2 separate regions of the Mus musculus genome follow, and region 2 is linked to region 1. Evidence: chromatin loops called from intact Hi-C (ENCODE). Cell type or tissue: left cerebral cortex. All regions are shown on one strand.

Region 1 (8,000 bases):
GAGCTGTTGTGAGCAGAACTCTAGCTCCTGCCTTGGAGGAGGCTTCCTGGTGCGTTAGGGGCCCTTCTTCAGGGGACAAGGGCTCCTCCTCTCTGAAGCAATTCCACAGGAGAGGATGCTGCTGCCTGCATCATTAGTTCTGCAGGTTTCACTGGATCCTGCGCTGAGGCTGAGACTGGAGAAAGGGCGTGCTTGCCAGTGTCCTCCCCTCCCCCACCATAGGCTCCACATGAATTCTGCGTGATTTATTTATCTTGCTCCATTTCTCTAAACGTCATTAGCTCTATTTGTGTCTGTCCTTATTGAACCACGCTGTGATGTTTAGTATACACTTAAAGTGGGTTCCGAGGAAAGCCATGTCGCTTATTGCCAGCATTTAATACAAGTATCTAATTAAGTTCAGGTTATTGTGTTAATTATCATCCGGATCTATAAAGTTTATTGGGCTTTCTGATTTTCATATCATTCCTCTGCAATTAGTGGTTATGTTCAAGTGTTCAGATTTTTTTTTTTAGAAAAAAAAATAGGTCTTGTTTCAATTCACCTCACCATTAGGTTTGATCATAAAATGTTTATTAGAGTAAGATGTGCAGTTTCACTTGAACTCTTACCTTTAACACACTCGCCATCATCTGTCAGGAGTGGATCTTTCACAGTGAGAGGTATACAATTATATCATCCTGCCGAAACCACGAATTCAGTTTGCCAAGATTGGTTTCAAAAGTATAACATTTGGGGGGAGTGGGTGTGTTGGAGAAAAGAAAAAGAAAGGGGGTAACCGATGTAATTATATTTGAATTTCAAAAACTGAGTATCATTTTCGGAATTTTCTAGTCCTCACACTACAGCATATATACTATTTAAAATAACCCACTTCAATAAGGGTTTCAAGCTGTCCCTCGACTAATGCAGAGAAGGCTCCGCCCAGAACCTGTGATGCTCACACAGAAAATGAAAGTTACCATGGGCTGGCTCTCAGACCCTTGCTGGTGTAGACACACATGGCCACACTTCTCTCCCAGCCTCCCCTGGCATCAGAAAGCCACTTCTCCTCTCTTCCACAGCCAACGCCTTCTTCAGAGATTGCTCTCAGTCTTCAGCTGACAAGATGTCTCAGGCCGAGTCTCTGAGCTGTTCTCCCCAGCCCACCATCAGGGCACTAACATCCTCTGAGGTTCTCCCACCACATCCTGTCTGAACCTAATCCCTACTAACACTCGGCTCTGTATCCCGCTGTCTCCTCACATCTCTGACTACATCTTGGCATCATTCACCATAGAGTCTTCTTCTGCTTGGCCCTTAGGGACTGCTGGAGATGCTGGCCCTGGCCTTAGGGACTGCTGAAGATGCTGGCCCTGGCCTTAGGGACTGCTGAAGATGCTGGCCCTGGCCCTGTCCCCCAGCTCTGCTCACTACCTGGGTTATGGCCACATATTGCTACTCTCAAATCTGTATCCCCAGCCTCATATCTTCATCTAGTCTGATCACCTGCCCAGATACCCTTTTCAGTGTCTTCCCATGATCCTTTTCTACGATAAAACTACCTCTTTCCAGAGCCCACCAAGTCCTTTGGAATCCAGCCTCACCTTGTTCTCCAGCCTCCCTTCCTTTCCAGCCTTCCAAAACTTGGCCACTCAGCCAAGCTGAATCACCCTCAGTATCTTCAGGGTTCTATACTCACTTCAAACTCCGACCTTCCCTCTGTCTTGCTCCCTCTCTGCTGATGACCCCTCTTGCCTGCCACCTTCATTCCCTTAGTATTAGCTGTGTGAGCCTTGGGGAGAGCATTCTACGGGCTGTGTTAGATCCTGCTGACCTATGACCCAACAGCACTTCGGTATATCACTTACTAAAATATTGAATATGCTTTTAATGTAGTCTTTACTGCTTGATTCCATCTTCTAGCTCAGCACTTGATAAATATTTAGGTTGGCAAAATGATTTCAGCTAAAGAATGAATCTAACTGACAGTCTCTTATCCTGGCTTAAGTGTTTGAGACCTGTGTGGGGGTGGACCTGGGCTCTCCTATCTGCTAATTAACTATTGTTTCCAAACTGACCTGTTCCTTCACTGCTGTTAGGCAAATTTATAAGATCCTGGAGGAAGAAGCTGCAACTCACAAAGACAGCTGTGCTGAGACACTGCAGTAAGACTCAGGATGAGCAATTAACCAACCAACCAACCAAACGAGCAAACAAACCAAATCACATATCTACCATCTGATTCAGGCAACTCCTAGATATTTTGTTTTCCTTCAGGTTTCCTGGGAAGCCACATGCATACTCTAAAGCCTGAATTAAGGTTGATAGGTGATCATGAAAAGAGTTTCCCGTCATCCAAAAAGATGTTTACTGTATTTCTAAATATGGCATCATTAATTCTTAGATTTAGCACTTGCCTAACATATGTGAGTCCCTGGGTTCTGTCCCTAGAGCCACAAGGAAAGAAAGAGCAAAGTAAGTTAATTTGTATTGGAAAATCAAAATTAGATATGGAGACATTTAACCTTCTAGAATTGAGACCAGTTTTTCTGCAAACCTCCTGGGTCTCTCTGAAGCTCTTGAAGACATTTTCTTAATCTCTCACTCCTGGCTCTTAATCCTGCTGTTTAGAATGTTACTTGCCCGGTGGAGTCCATGTTCCCTGCCTCTGCCCAGAGCTCATCGGGAAGACTCCATCTCAGATAAACAGAATTTTCCTTGCCAAGCAAAGACATCCTTCACTCAACCATGACTATGGAGAAAGCCATTCTGGTGTCCTACAGCCCCACTGGTGCAATCTTGTCCCCACGAAATGTGCGCACACATGCATGTTGGATTTTATTTGGGGATTTGTTGTTCTGTGGGTTTGCCTGTTGTCAATGAGCCAAGCATGGAACAGGGGAGCTTTAACAGCCTTTGAAAGGATCGCAGCAGAGAGCTGATTTAGGAGTCGGGTTTTCTAAAGACAAGAGAGGGAGTAGATGACCTTTCCGGAACCCTCCAGTCTGAAGGTTTTATGATTCCATTCACGTCCTCTGTCTAGACATGAAATGTGGACGCGCTTGCTTTTATGGCTGCAACCTGAGAAAAGTCTAACTGCGCCACCTACAGTCTCATCCTAGAAACTGCTCTGCTTCAGCCAGGAACAGTACCAAACCTACCCCCGATACGACCCCCAAAAAAGAGAGGGAGAAAAACCCACTGGAAAGAACACATTTCAGAGACTATCCCCCAAGAATAAACTTGTGTTCTTGACCTAACCTTTAAACAAAGCTGTATAATAACTCTCTGTAATTATTTATTCATATAGACAATAGAAAATTTCGCTCTTCCTTTGACAAGCAGAGACAAAGACTTGGAGCGGCAGGTTAGCCACCCATGATTACACAGGAACCATGCTCAGACCACATGCTTTGACTATGAACTGATACTGGCATTGTGCCTCTCCCACAGTGTAGTGCCAGCATCAAGCTGTGCTGGCACTGTTTCTCCCCTCACACACAGGTCTTACATGCACTGTTCTACATCCCAGGCAGCCTGAACCTATCGTGCACCTTCTGATCTTATCTTTGTCCTTATAAATGTCTCCCTCCCATTTCTGTAACTTACCAGCTCCAGAAGAGCTCATGGCAGGGCAGCATCTTTTTCAAACATGCCAAAACCCTGACCTGGATACACTCTAATTGTCTCCACCTCACCTCACGGAGCCTCTCTGTTCCTCCCAAGAATCAGGTTCAACATTACAGCCTCAGAGAGGGCATCCTTTGATGTCATGGTGGAAGCAGTATCCCTAACTCTGTCTTACTCATTTCCTTTAAATTTCAGGTAAGTGTATCTTAAAGATCCTTATTTATCTGGGGATGGAACATGAAGCCCAAAGCTCTGATCAGTATGTTGGGGGCTCTGGTTCCCACACCAGGCTCTTACTAACACTGTTGTCTTTCTGCCATGGTCCTAATTGATGGCTTCAAGACTGAGTGATTGGGAAAGAAGACAAGAGGAAGAAGGAACACTTCCAAACCACATGAAGTTGTCTTTCCTAGCTCCCACCTCAAAGAGAATAAGAAAGAACTTATTTTGGACCTAAATGTAAGTGACTACAGTCCAAGAACACAGATTCATGTTGCCACAAATACTGTGCCCCGATGTGGTAACAGTTTTATCAAATTCCTATTGCAACAGAACAAAGAAAGTTATAAATCAAGAACTTTTAGAATACATTGGTGGGAGCATCAGACAGGTGGGTCTTACCAAATGTGGGAAGCTGTTATAGGTTACTTGTGTAATCTCATGGCACTCCTATCCTAAGCCAGTAGTTTGTTTCCATACTACATAAATAATGAATGACATTAAAGATGCTAAAGATAACCCAAGATAGTTTGGTTTGGACTGGTTACCTTCCAGCTCTCCACATTACAGAACGTCTCATTGATCAGTGATCCGATAGGGTTACCTCGCTAGCATTGCTGTGGCTTTTCCCCCTTGAAACTCCAGTTCACACTCTCCAAGCTCCACACCTGGGCCCACCATAGGCCCTTTCCTGCCCCCACATACCTGCCCTCTAATTACTATTCGTCTTAGTTAGGGTTTCCATTGCTGTGAACAGACACCATGACCCAGGCAATTCTTATAAGGACAACATTTAACTGGGGCTGGCTTACAGGTTCAGAGGTTCAGTCTATTATCGTCAAGTGCTACTCCCTCGGCTAAGCATGTACAAATCACCACATTCCACTCCCTGGTGCCCATAGGCTTGTTCAAACACAGGAGTCTATGGAGGCCATACTCAAACACAGCACAAGGCAAAGAACATTTAGTTCAACCTCAAAAGTCCCTATAATCTATAATCTATAAGCAGTGCTAAAAGCTCAGTCCTTTCTGAGAGTCACTGAATCACTTAAGTGTAATCAACTCTAACGTCAAAATCAAAAAGCAGATCACATATCTTAAACATCACAGGATATACATTACCATTCCAAAACGTCATCGTGAGGAAATATAAACCAAACAAGACCCAAATCTAGCTGGGCAAACTCAAACCCCTGCATCTCCATGTCTGATGTCAAAGCATTCTTCAGATATTCAACTCCTTTCAACTTCGCTGACTACAACAAACTTCTTTTACTGGACTGCTTTCACTAGCATCTTTTCTCAGCAGAGATCTCATGGCTGTAGTATCTCTAGCATCTTGGAGTCTCCAAAGTCCCTTCAACTTTACAGCTTCTTGCTCCAATATGTTCCATCCACACACAATCTTCTGGGCGTCTCAAAGGGGCTTGGGTCACTTCTCCAGCTCTGCCCTCTGAAGCACTCTAGGCTCTGGCTGACTCCACTCCAATGCTGCTGCTGTTCCTGGTGGTCCTCCCATGATACTGGCATCTTCAATAGGCTGGGGTTTTTCACTGCAACTAGGTTGCCTCTCATAGGTTCCCTTTATGGTACCAAGCCTCAGCTTCTTTGCATGACCCCTTCAGTCCTTGACCTTCAACTGCAACTGAGGCTGCTTCTCCAATGACCTTTCCATGGCCTCTCACAGTACCAAGCCTCAGCTGCTCTCCATGACACCTTCATGCCGTCAAAGCCAGTACCACCTGGGTGATTCTTATACATTATCAAGTCCAGCTGCAACACGAGGTACAACCTTGGCTATCTCTGGAACACAGCTTTTTAGGGCTCTCAGAAAACACTTCCTAGATTTCACTCTAGGGATTCTGTTCTCTTCTTAATCATTGCTAAGTTCTTAGTTCCAGCTAACAAGCATCACTTGGCCCAGTAGTCCCTTCTATTCTTGACTTTAAAGCCAGAGCCACATTGTCTACACTGCTGAGTTCTGTTGCTTACTGGAGCTGGAACATGGCCTCTTTGTTCTATTACATTATCACCAGCTTGCTCTCTTCCAACTTCCTCACTGCCTAAGCTTGGCTGTCCTGGAACTTACTCTGTAGATTGACTTTAAACTCAGAGATCTGCATGCCTTTGTTCTGGGATTCGTGCCTTGAGTTCTGGGATTAAAGGAGTATACCATCACGATTGGACCTAAGCTTTTATCTACTTTGAACTTGCTCTCTACCAGGCTGACCTTGAACTCAAAGATTCGCTTGCCTTTCTCTATAGGGATCAAAAATGTGTACCACCATGCCAAGCCCTAAGATTTTCATGGCCACTATTCCTCAAGATCTGGATCACAGCTGTGCTCTCCATTTCTGGATTGTAGTTCATTTCAGATTAAAAGTCCAAATGAAGCTGGGCATGGTGGAGCACATCTTTAATCCCAGCACTCGGGGGCAGAGGCAGGCAGATTTCTGAGTTCGAGGCCAGCCTGATCTACAAAGTGAGCTCCAGGACAGCCAGGGCTACACAGAGAAACCCTGTCTTAAAAAACAAAACAAAACAAAAAAACAAAAAACAAAAAGCAAAAAAATCCAAATGAAAACAATAACCAAGTTCCTTGTTCAACTGCAAAAGCATAAACAATAAGCTTAGCAGGGTGTGATCTTGCCCTGAGGTCACCACTCTCCTAATCTGTTTATCTCTTTGAACATAGGACTCGGCTTCATTCCATTTCCGGGTGCCTCTTCATTCTCTGAACGGTACAGTTCGTGTTTTTCTTTTCTATGCTGGTTATGCTTCATCAGAAAGCTCTTTATGAGAGTAAACCCAGAGGACAAAGTCTATGTTGGGCTTTTCTGAGGCTTCTTTTGTCAATGCAATTCATTGAAATCTCTTTACCGTAACTTCAGGTAGACACTTCAGACAAGCAGTCACATTCTTCACCAAAATACTCAGAGTTTCTAGGCCATATACTGCAATCCTTCTCCACTTGGGCCAGGTCTGCACAGTTCAAATCACCCTCAGCACCAATGTCTTCCATATTCCTACTAGGATTGCCCATAAAGTCCCATGTGAAGCATTCCATTGCTTTCCAAAGTCCCCAAATCCACAATCTTCCAAACAAAAGCATGGTTAGGCCCATCACAGCAATACTCCACTCCTGGTTCCAACTTCTGTTTTGGTTTTCCATTGCTGTGAAAGACATCATGACCATGAACTCTTATAAAGGACAACATTTAATTGGGGCTGGCTTACAGGTTCCAAGGTTCAGTCCATGGCAGCATCCAGGCAGATGTGGGGTTAGAGGAGTCAAAAGTTCTACATCTTGATCCAGAGGCAGACAGGAGAAGACTGGCTCCCACGTGGCTAGGAGGAGGGTCTCAGAGCCCATCCCCAGAGTGACACACTTTCTCCAATAAGACCACATCTACTCTAATAAGACCACACCTCCTAATAGTGCCACTCTCTGGCCAAGCATATACAAACCACCATACTATTCAAGTATGTGAATGCTAGACTTTCTATAAGTAGTGGGAACGTCTCAGCCAGATAGGTACTAACCCAGGAGCCTGGGAGACTCCTTAGCTTCCTATAGCAAAGAACTTGGAATAGAATCATCAAAGGATTGTCATAGCCACTCAGTGAGCTTACTCAGTAGGGATTGCTTTGCCCACAGCCACAGCACTGCAGGCCAAGCTCACAACAGGAGCACAGCTATTAGTCACAGTCATTTCACTGGCACAGTCATTGTATTCCGTGACTTGTACCACTGCTGTAACCAAGTAGCAACTGAAGAGAAGAATATTTTATTCTGCCTTCAGTTCAAGGAGCTCATTCCATCATGGCTGGGGAGACTTGGTAGTAGTCAGATATGGATGCATGAACGGGATGCTGGCTGGTCACATGATATCCACAGTCAGGAAGCAGAGAGCCATGAATGCTATGCTTGGATCATTTTCTACCTATTTGCCCCAGACCCCAGGCTATGGAATGGCATAGCCAACTTAGGTGAGTCTTTCTACCTCAGCCAACGTAATCTAGACACTCCCTCACAGGCATGCTCAGCAGCTTGCGCCCTAGGTGGTTTTAGAGCCCATAGGGTTGATGATAGCTATGGACCATCATAGTTTCTCTAACAGGAACTGAGCCTCCCAGCATCTCCCATTCTGACTCCTGAACTCAGCATG
Region 2 (8,000 bases), 190 kb before region 1:
TAAATATCGATGTCTATATCCATAAGTGAGAGCTGCTCTCAGCCTTGGCCAGAAAACTTCTCTTTGCAACAATCAATACAATGACTAACAAGTTGCCAAGTGCTGAGAGTGTCCAACTCCCCAAGATCTACATCACTGCTCTAAGGCCCAGGGAACAATAGCAAAGAAGTGAGTGACAGAGGGTAGGAGCTAGAGGTGGCGGTGACTGCTGTGCAATGCTATCTTCTGGATATACACGGCCATTTCTCTTATGAACTCCCAGCTGCTGTGGTTACATTCATAAGACTGGGCCAGTCAATGTCTCAATCACAAGTGAGGGTGGGACTAGAGGGACCCCGCCCCTCTGAAAATAGCTATTGGCAGCTAATTGGTAGCTTGAAGAAGGGAGTGTTGATTTTGTCTTCAGTGATAGCACCACTAGTAAGTTGCCCATGCTGCAAGAAATAGTCCCACAACCGTGGTCATATATCAACCTTAATTGAACTCAGGAAAAAAAAAAAAGGAAAGAAAGGAAGGAAGGAAGGAAGGAAGGAAGGAAGGAAGGAAGGAAGAAAGAAAGAAAGAAAGAAAGAAAGAAAGAAAGAAAGAAAGAAAGAAAGAAAGAAAGAAAGAAAGAAAGAAAGAAAGAAAGAAAGAAAGAAAGAAAGAAAAAAAGCAAGCAAGCAAGCAAGCAAGCAAGCAAGCAAGCAAGCAAACTAGCTATCAATAGGAGAACTATCTGTTGAAGAAGAGCTTAATGTGAATGGGAGGTGGAGTGTGAGTGTAAGGGTGGTAAGAATGGCCAAACTTCATGACACACATATATGAAATTGTCAAAGAACAAAAAATAACTTTATTTAAACACAAACAACAACAAAACAACAACAACCAAATCTCTCCAGTGAGAGTCAGGAAAAGGCCCATGGTGCTTGTCTAATGCCACCTCAAGCCTCATTTCTCACCACTGCTTCTCTCAATTCCATTCATATTTTATTCATGTGTGAAGGCCTCAGGGACCACAGAGTCACACTGCCACCTTAGCTCAAGCTCTGTCTCTTTTTGTAGGTGTATGTGAGAGTGTATGCCAAGCATGCAAGGGTACCACTCCTCCACCCACCCCTCTATCCTCCAACCCCCCCAACCCCATATCTCCAGCCAAAGCTAGAAGAAGGCATCGGATACCCTGGAGCTGCGGTTACAGGCAGTGGTGAGCGCCTGGTGGCAATGCTGTTAACTAAACTCAGGTCTTCCGGAAGCACAAAAAGCTCTCTGAAGTACTGAGTCATCTCTCTAGCCCCATGAGCTCTTCCTAACCCTGGCACTGTACAGAGTCATCTCTCTAGCCCCATGAGCTCTTTCTAACCCTGGCACTGTACATCAACTTTTTAATTTCACCTCATGTTTCACCTCCTTTGAAAAGCCTTTCCCAACCCTGCAGTTGGCACTGCCTTAGACCAGCTCAGACTAGGCCCTGTACTAGACCTCACACCCTACTCTGCTGTATTTACAAGACCAGATCCATGAGTGTCTTCTACACTGCAGCTCATCCATAATAAAATCTCCACCCATTTCCCTGTCCCAGCACCTCACACCTCTTCTACCACCTGAAAGCAGAATAATCAACATTTGCTGCAGGAAATTAAACAACCCACACTGAGTTTCTCTTAAAAAAAGAAGGAGGAGGAGGAGGAGGAGGAGGAAAGAAAAAGAAAAAACCCTGCACTGTCTCTGTAACAGTTAAAAGGTGATAAGGACATCTGTTGCTTCTGCCTCCAGGAGCAGAGGAAGCCACCCAGGGTGAGACTGGGTTGGGGATGGCTCTCTGCAGCTGCCTCACTGTGATGCTGTAGCCACGAGTGTAGAAGCTATGGAAGGATCCACTGCAGTTTCCTATACTCTGGAACCACGAGGCTGCGCCTAGAAAAGATAACTACAGCTATGCTGCGGTGTGTGGCCTCTGAAGGAGTTTGAGGGATTCCCAGAGGGAAGCCCTGTGAAATTGGAGATCTCCTCACAGAAATGATGCTTTGGGGCAAGTCCAAAGTGTTAGTAACTATCAACATTTCATCACACTGACAGGCGAACTGCCAAGAAGAGACGGAAATTGATCTCGGCCCTCGGGATCCAGCTCACAAACCGGCTTGGATCCTTCCTTGCTGGTCAGGCCCCTTCTCTGCAGCACGCTGTGTACCCGTAAGAATGAACACCACCCCTTGGTATCCTCCAGGCAGGTTCCTGGTCAAGCATGCTGAATGGATGCAAAAGCAAATCCCTAGCCCCTTGGGCTCTTGTTTGCACACTTCAGACAAGTGGACGCAAAGGCAAACCAAAGCAAAGCAAAGCTTTACCCTTCCTGCTCTGTTTTACTTAACACCGATGATAAAGTCTCAATGGAGAAGGCAAACAGAGGGATCTTAGCTGCTGTACTAATCAGAGAATGAATGCCATGAAATAGTAAATAAACCGCCAAGGAGTGGGGGAAACAAATACCCCAACCTCAGGCCTCTGATTAAAACAAAAGACTCTGCTCTATTTGGCTCTCTTTGCCTACATTACAAATAAAAAGCAAAATGCTTAAAGGTGAGGGACCACATTCTATTCATCTTCAGATACGCAGAACCTCCTGTCCTTCCTTCTCCCACTCTCTCTCCAACTGGCTCCGACGCCCTAGCGTTCCCATGGGCACAGGCAGATCCTGAACCAGGCCCCACTCGCCTCTCCATCACTGGTGTCTAGCACAACATCTGGTTCACTGTAGTTGTTCAACAAATGTTTGTGCAATTGACCTGAAATGATTCCTAGCAGAAATCTGCTCATGTTCCAGTGTGGGCGCTAACTCCCACAAATTATATTACGTCCTCGTATGGAAGATACGGAGGGTGGATCAGATCTTCTCTCTGGCTGCCTGGCTGCACACATTCAGGAAGCCCCCACTGCTCAGGGGTTGTCATTTACACAGAACACAACAGCAGCGGTCTCCCTTGGAGCTGTGTAAATAGCACCCTACCCAGATCCCTTCCCCCTTTTTAAATGGATGTTTAAAAAAAAATGAAAGAAAGAAAAAAGCAATCTCAGATGCCCAAGTATGCGTGACCTATTTATTGATAGATCAAATATTTGCTAAGTGCCTGCTAACTTGTATAGAACAGGAATGCGGGTCTACAAAAGCCTTGCTAATGAGTTGAAGAATCCAGGCATAGAATGAAATGGAGTTAAAACATGAAGTCTGAACACAATCAATCTAAATGAATAGGATACCCCCCAAAATTCTGAGGCTCAAAGGACAGAGAGGTTGCTATGGTCAGGGAGGTCAGAGGCCCAGAGCCTGAAGCCAGTTTTGTCAACATGGCTGGAAAGGCTTTGTGCTCTCATGGTGGAGCCCGTCTCTGAGAGGTGGCCATATCATGAGGGCTCTGACTTTAATCCCCTGATAGGCTCATACCATGGTGACATTATGGGGAGGTGTTGGAGAGTAGTGGGTAGGGCTTAGTTACAGGAAAGAGGTTGTAGAGGGCACGCCCTGAAAGGCTACACCTAGTCAGCAGGCCTACCCTGCTGAGTAGCTCTGCTCAGCCACGTGCTCCCTGACAAGCTAATGCCGCCCAGCTTCCCGAAGGCCATGGAGCAGCCAAGCGGGACTGAATCCTGCGACACTGTGAACTCAAAACGGACTCTCCCAGCTTTGCCCTGTTTCTTTGGTGTATTTCTCACAACCATCAAAAAGCCTAGCACATGGCCTCACTGGAGTCTACAAGGCACAGGGAATGGCTGTTTGTCTTTGGAGACTGTGGACTACCTCCACTCTCCTCCTCTGCCTTTTAGAACAGCGGAAGGAGGAGCAAACACCTCTGAGAACAACACACTTGGTAAACGCCAGGTGGCTGTATGGAACCCTGCCAAGTCTGAGCTGGTTCCTAGGACACATGTACCTGTCAAAAGGAGGCCAGTCTGTATTTACTTGAACTATGTGTTGCAGACACTTCCAAATAGCCCGTGCCCATAGAAGAGCACCACCATGCCCACGAGGTCCACCGCAGACCCCCCAAAGCCATTATGAAATGCCCAGGGAAGGCATTATGGTTTTCCGTCAGCAGGTTTATTTTCCTGGCCGTGTTTTGCTACAGCTAGCGAAGAATGATGCTGAGTTCCCTGGGCACATATGCACCGACAGATGGTGTAAGAGGACTAAAATCACACGCGCTCCTTCAGAGGAGCCAGCTTGGAATGCTAATGTAATCTGTGGAGACGTTAAACAAGGAAAATTGAGAACCGACTCCCAAATCTGAAAACTAAAACTATCCAAAGAATGAAATCTATGCCCAGGACACCAAGCCCCGGATCCTATATGCTTTCCTCACATAGCAGTTTACTAACCACCACAATTACCTCCTCACCTACCTTACAGCCAGAGGGTGAAGCTCTCGTGGGGGTAGGAGGCGACCAGAGCATCCTATTCATCTTTAGACCCACAGTACCTGGCATAAGTACCACTTGCTCAGTGTGTGTGGTGTAAGTTAAATGACTAGACAAGCAAACACCAGCAGATCCGGGGGAAGCAGGCTCTGTGAATATTATCCTCTGAGCAAAAGCTAATCTGAACAGGGATGCGGGTGTCATCTACAGACACAACCTCCCCTGCCTCTAGGCTCTGGGGAAGCAGCTGCCCCATGCCACCCAAGGCCAAGAGCAGCCAAGTGGAAAGCCAAGACCAGACCTTTGCCTCTCTACCTCTTCAAGGCTCAGTACATGCCCAGTTAAGCAAAGTGGGAAACCAGCTGTTAAAATCCCCTTTTCAAAGCACCCACGTCTTGCCCCCGGCCAGTTCTAATGGGAGCAAAAGTAGGGGAAGCCTGCTTCTTCCCACCACACAGTGTGATTACAGAAGCCCTCTCTGCCTCCCGCGATCACCCAGCTAAAGGGTTCAAGCCTAACACGAACAGAGATGAGGGTCAGTCTGTCTTTTCCATCGGTAACTCTGGTTCGATAGCTTCGTGAAGGGAAGCCAAGAAATTATGCTGGATAAAATCAAACCTCGAGGGGAGAAAATCTACAAACTCCCAACACTTTGGTTTTGTTTGTTTGTTTGTTTGTTTTTTCTTAGACATAATCCAAGACTAACTCTCAAAAATGACTCTACAAGCTGATGGTTACTTCTTCCTGAGCCTCAGCTTCTCCGTTTGTAAGATGAAGCATTTAACCCTAGCATCTCTTCCAGTTCCATCTAGGACAACCCCTAAGACTAAATTTAGCACAGCAGAAGTCACCTGGCAAGTGGTGTGCATTCTACAACCACTATTTGCCTGTCGTTAATTTTTGTCATTTTAACTATTAGTTGTCTTATGCACAAACCTTTGGAAACAACACTTTTAAAAGCAAAGACATGTTCAAAACTCTCTAGTTACATGTGATAAGGAAGCAGGAGGAATTGTCTTGGGGAAGGAAGAGAAGCAGGAAGGATGGAGAAGGGGACAGCAGGCAGGGCAGTAGGACGTGGATAGCTGAGTAATAATAATAATAATAATGTCATATATGCTAAAAAGTAAATAAAATTACCATAATGAGTTTCTTTATATGTTAACCTTGAACGAGTAATTAAAAGAAAGATGATAGTTTTTATTCAAAGAAATAAATATTAGTTCACTTGTTTGTTTCTCCCAATGCCCTCTAAAACAGAAGGAAATAGTTATGTCACAGACATAACAAGCTTAAGTGATTTCCAGAGGTCTCAGCTCTCTGACCTGAACGTAGCGCTCCAGAAGCATCCAAAGGTCACCACAGACGACACCAGTGTGAGAGGACAGGTTGATGTCCAAAGAAGAGAAATAAGCCAGGCACAGCAACTGATGCCTGTAATCTTAGTACTTGGGAGGCTGAGGCAGGGGGATTGGCAAATTCTTTTGTTGTTTTTTCTTTGTTTTTCGAGACAGGGTTTCTCTGTGTAGCCCTGGCTGTCCTGGAACTCACTCCATAGACCAGGCTGGCCTCGAACTCAGAAATCTGCCTGCCTCTGCCTCCCAAGTGCTGGGATTAAAGGCACGCGCCAACACTGCCCGGCGGGATTGGCAAATTCTACACCAATTGGAGCTACACTGTTAAGTTTCAAGACAGCATGGGCTACACAGTGAGAGACCTTGGGTTTTTGTTTTTGTTTTTGTTTTTTTAAAGGAAGAAGTAGAGAGAGAAGGGTAGAAAAGATCTCTTTTAAGAAGAAGAGAAGGAGGAGGAAGAGGGGAGGTAACCAGAAGCACTTACTTCAGCTCGTTGGTCTCCATGCCCTGGGCAATCGCCATGATGATGCCTCCATGGTCACCCCAAGTATAGTAATGAGGTCCGGGAAGAGCCTGATTAAGGAAAACAAGCCAGAGGTGATGAGCTGCTGTAGAGATAAACGTAGGAATGGTGCCCTCCCCCTCCCCCAACACACACCACCCCAAGGACAGCTTCCAGTTCTCAGAACAGGTTCTTGTCCATCCTCTCTTTCACAATCCTGGAGTTGGAGAAAGCTAAGTTCTCACACTCCAGAGTATAGGCTACCTCAGCCGGAGAGCACTCTTCACTTGCCTAACATGCCTGAAGTCTTAGGCTTCATCCGCATGCCGCAAAATAAAAAACCAAGCAACCAGAGCTGCTGTTCTACTACAACAAAGTCAGCTCTCTGAGGGCTGTACGAGGGGACTTGGTGCCTCGAGAAGCGACCCACACAGTTTTCTGATACAGAGGTGCCTCAAGGGAAGGCCTTGATGGAGCGCCTCAGCTCCAGCCAGGGAGCTCAAACTTCCACAGAAACTCTTTCTACAAAAGGAACTGGCAAATGAGCCCTTGCAGGCTGGGGAAGTATGGGAGGAATCCCAGAGCATGTATCCCTTAAATCCCTTAAATGGAATGTACCTCTCTACCTAAGCCCCAAGCTGCATTTGAATGAGGGATCTTGATAGAACCTAAAGAGAATTGATGTAATACACACACGTGAACAAATTTGCTTCTATAAAAATGGGCCACTACGTGTGCAGATGACATAACTGAAGTAGCCACCACAGGTTGTTCACGTGAACCTGGGGAAACAGAGCCCCAAAAAAACTTATCCAAAGTCCTTTTAACCCAGATGACCACACACCGAGATTTCAGCAACAGAAGAAGCACAATGCCTGGGAATCAAGGAGAAATGGAGGGTTCTCAAACAAAGGAAAGCCAAGGGAGCCAAGTGGCCAGAGGGCCCTCACAGGCAGTGGCTCTGCAGGAAATGCTTAAGGTCATCTACCCAGGGATCATCAGGAACCAGAGACAAACAGGAGAAATGGCAAACCTGGGGTGGGGGGGATTCAAAACTGTTTATTTACTATTATTTAAAATCAGTATTAGAATTTAAGCAAAAATAAATGAGTGTTTTCTAAGTATGTAGACAAGATACAACAAGAGCAGAAAGGTCAGGGAGAGAACACAGACCCATATGATACAAATGTTCTGTATTTTATATACAAGTGAAGACTATGAAAGACTAGATATGCATGCTCTAATCCTCAGAGAACCCAATGAAAGAAAAGAAAAGAGGAGAGAAATACACAAAGACAGAGTCTAATATATCTGGTGGCTAAGGAGGGAGCTTAAGGGTAGAGCACCCAACAAGAATGTACAAGGCATTGGGTTCAACGCTCAGTACTGTCAAAAAACAAAAATCTAAATAACGCAAAAGGAGATGCAAAAAGAGATAGAGAAGAATGGACACAGAGGAAATAAATTTTAAAAAGTATTACATTAAAGCCTTGTACTGGCTGGTTTTATGTGTCAACTTGACACAGGCTGGGGTTATCACAGAGAAAGGAGTTTCAGTTGGGGAAGTGCCTCCATGAGATCCAGCTGTGGGGTATTTTCTCAATTAGTGATCAAGGGGGAAAGGCCCCTTGTGGGTGGGACCATCTCTGGGCTGGCAATCTTGGGTTCTATAAGAGAGCAGGCTGAGCAAGCTAGGGGAAGCAAGCCAGTAAAGAACATCCCTCCATGGCCTCTGCATCAGCTCCTGCTTC

Evidence for each region. Hi-C counts contacts between places; a loop is a spot of excess contacts. Peaks named below come from ENCODE experiments on the same cell type or tissue, not always from the same donor. Only the 100,000 strongest peaks of a DNase experiment are listed, where the experiment ranks them.
Region 2: a loop joins it to region 1, with 8 times the contacts of the local background. A loop is called at or near these places in 6 of 42 quality-filtered maps.

What each region holds. Positions count from the first base shown.
Region 1 is chr9:42,237,830-42,245,829 of GRCm38, forward strand. It overlaps Gm40515 (a long non-coding RNA gene), which reads right to left and starts at 3,799. Exons shown (of 2, transcript XR_870673.1): 1 at 3,592-3,799. In left cerebral cortex, CTCF peaks have their summits at 3,091 and 3,294; DNase peaks (open chromatin) are centred at 911 and 3,049; H3K27ac peaks cover 296 bases.
Region 2 is chr9:42,051,040-42,059,039 of GRCm38, forward strand. Sorl1 (sortilin-related receptor, LDLR class A repeats-containing) reads right to left here. Exons shown (of 48, transcript NM_011436.4): 12 at 6,232-6,320. Among named protein-coding and RNA genes, the nearest start is that of Gm16214, 32 kb to the left of the region's middle. In left cerebral cortex, a CTCF peak has its summit at 4,131; DNase peaks (open chromatin) are centred at 1,965, 2,770, 3,901, 4,162 and 1 more place; H3K27ac peaks cover 2,226 bases.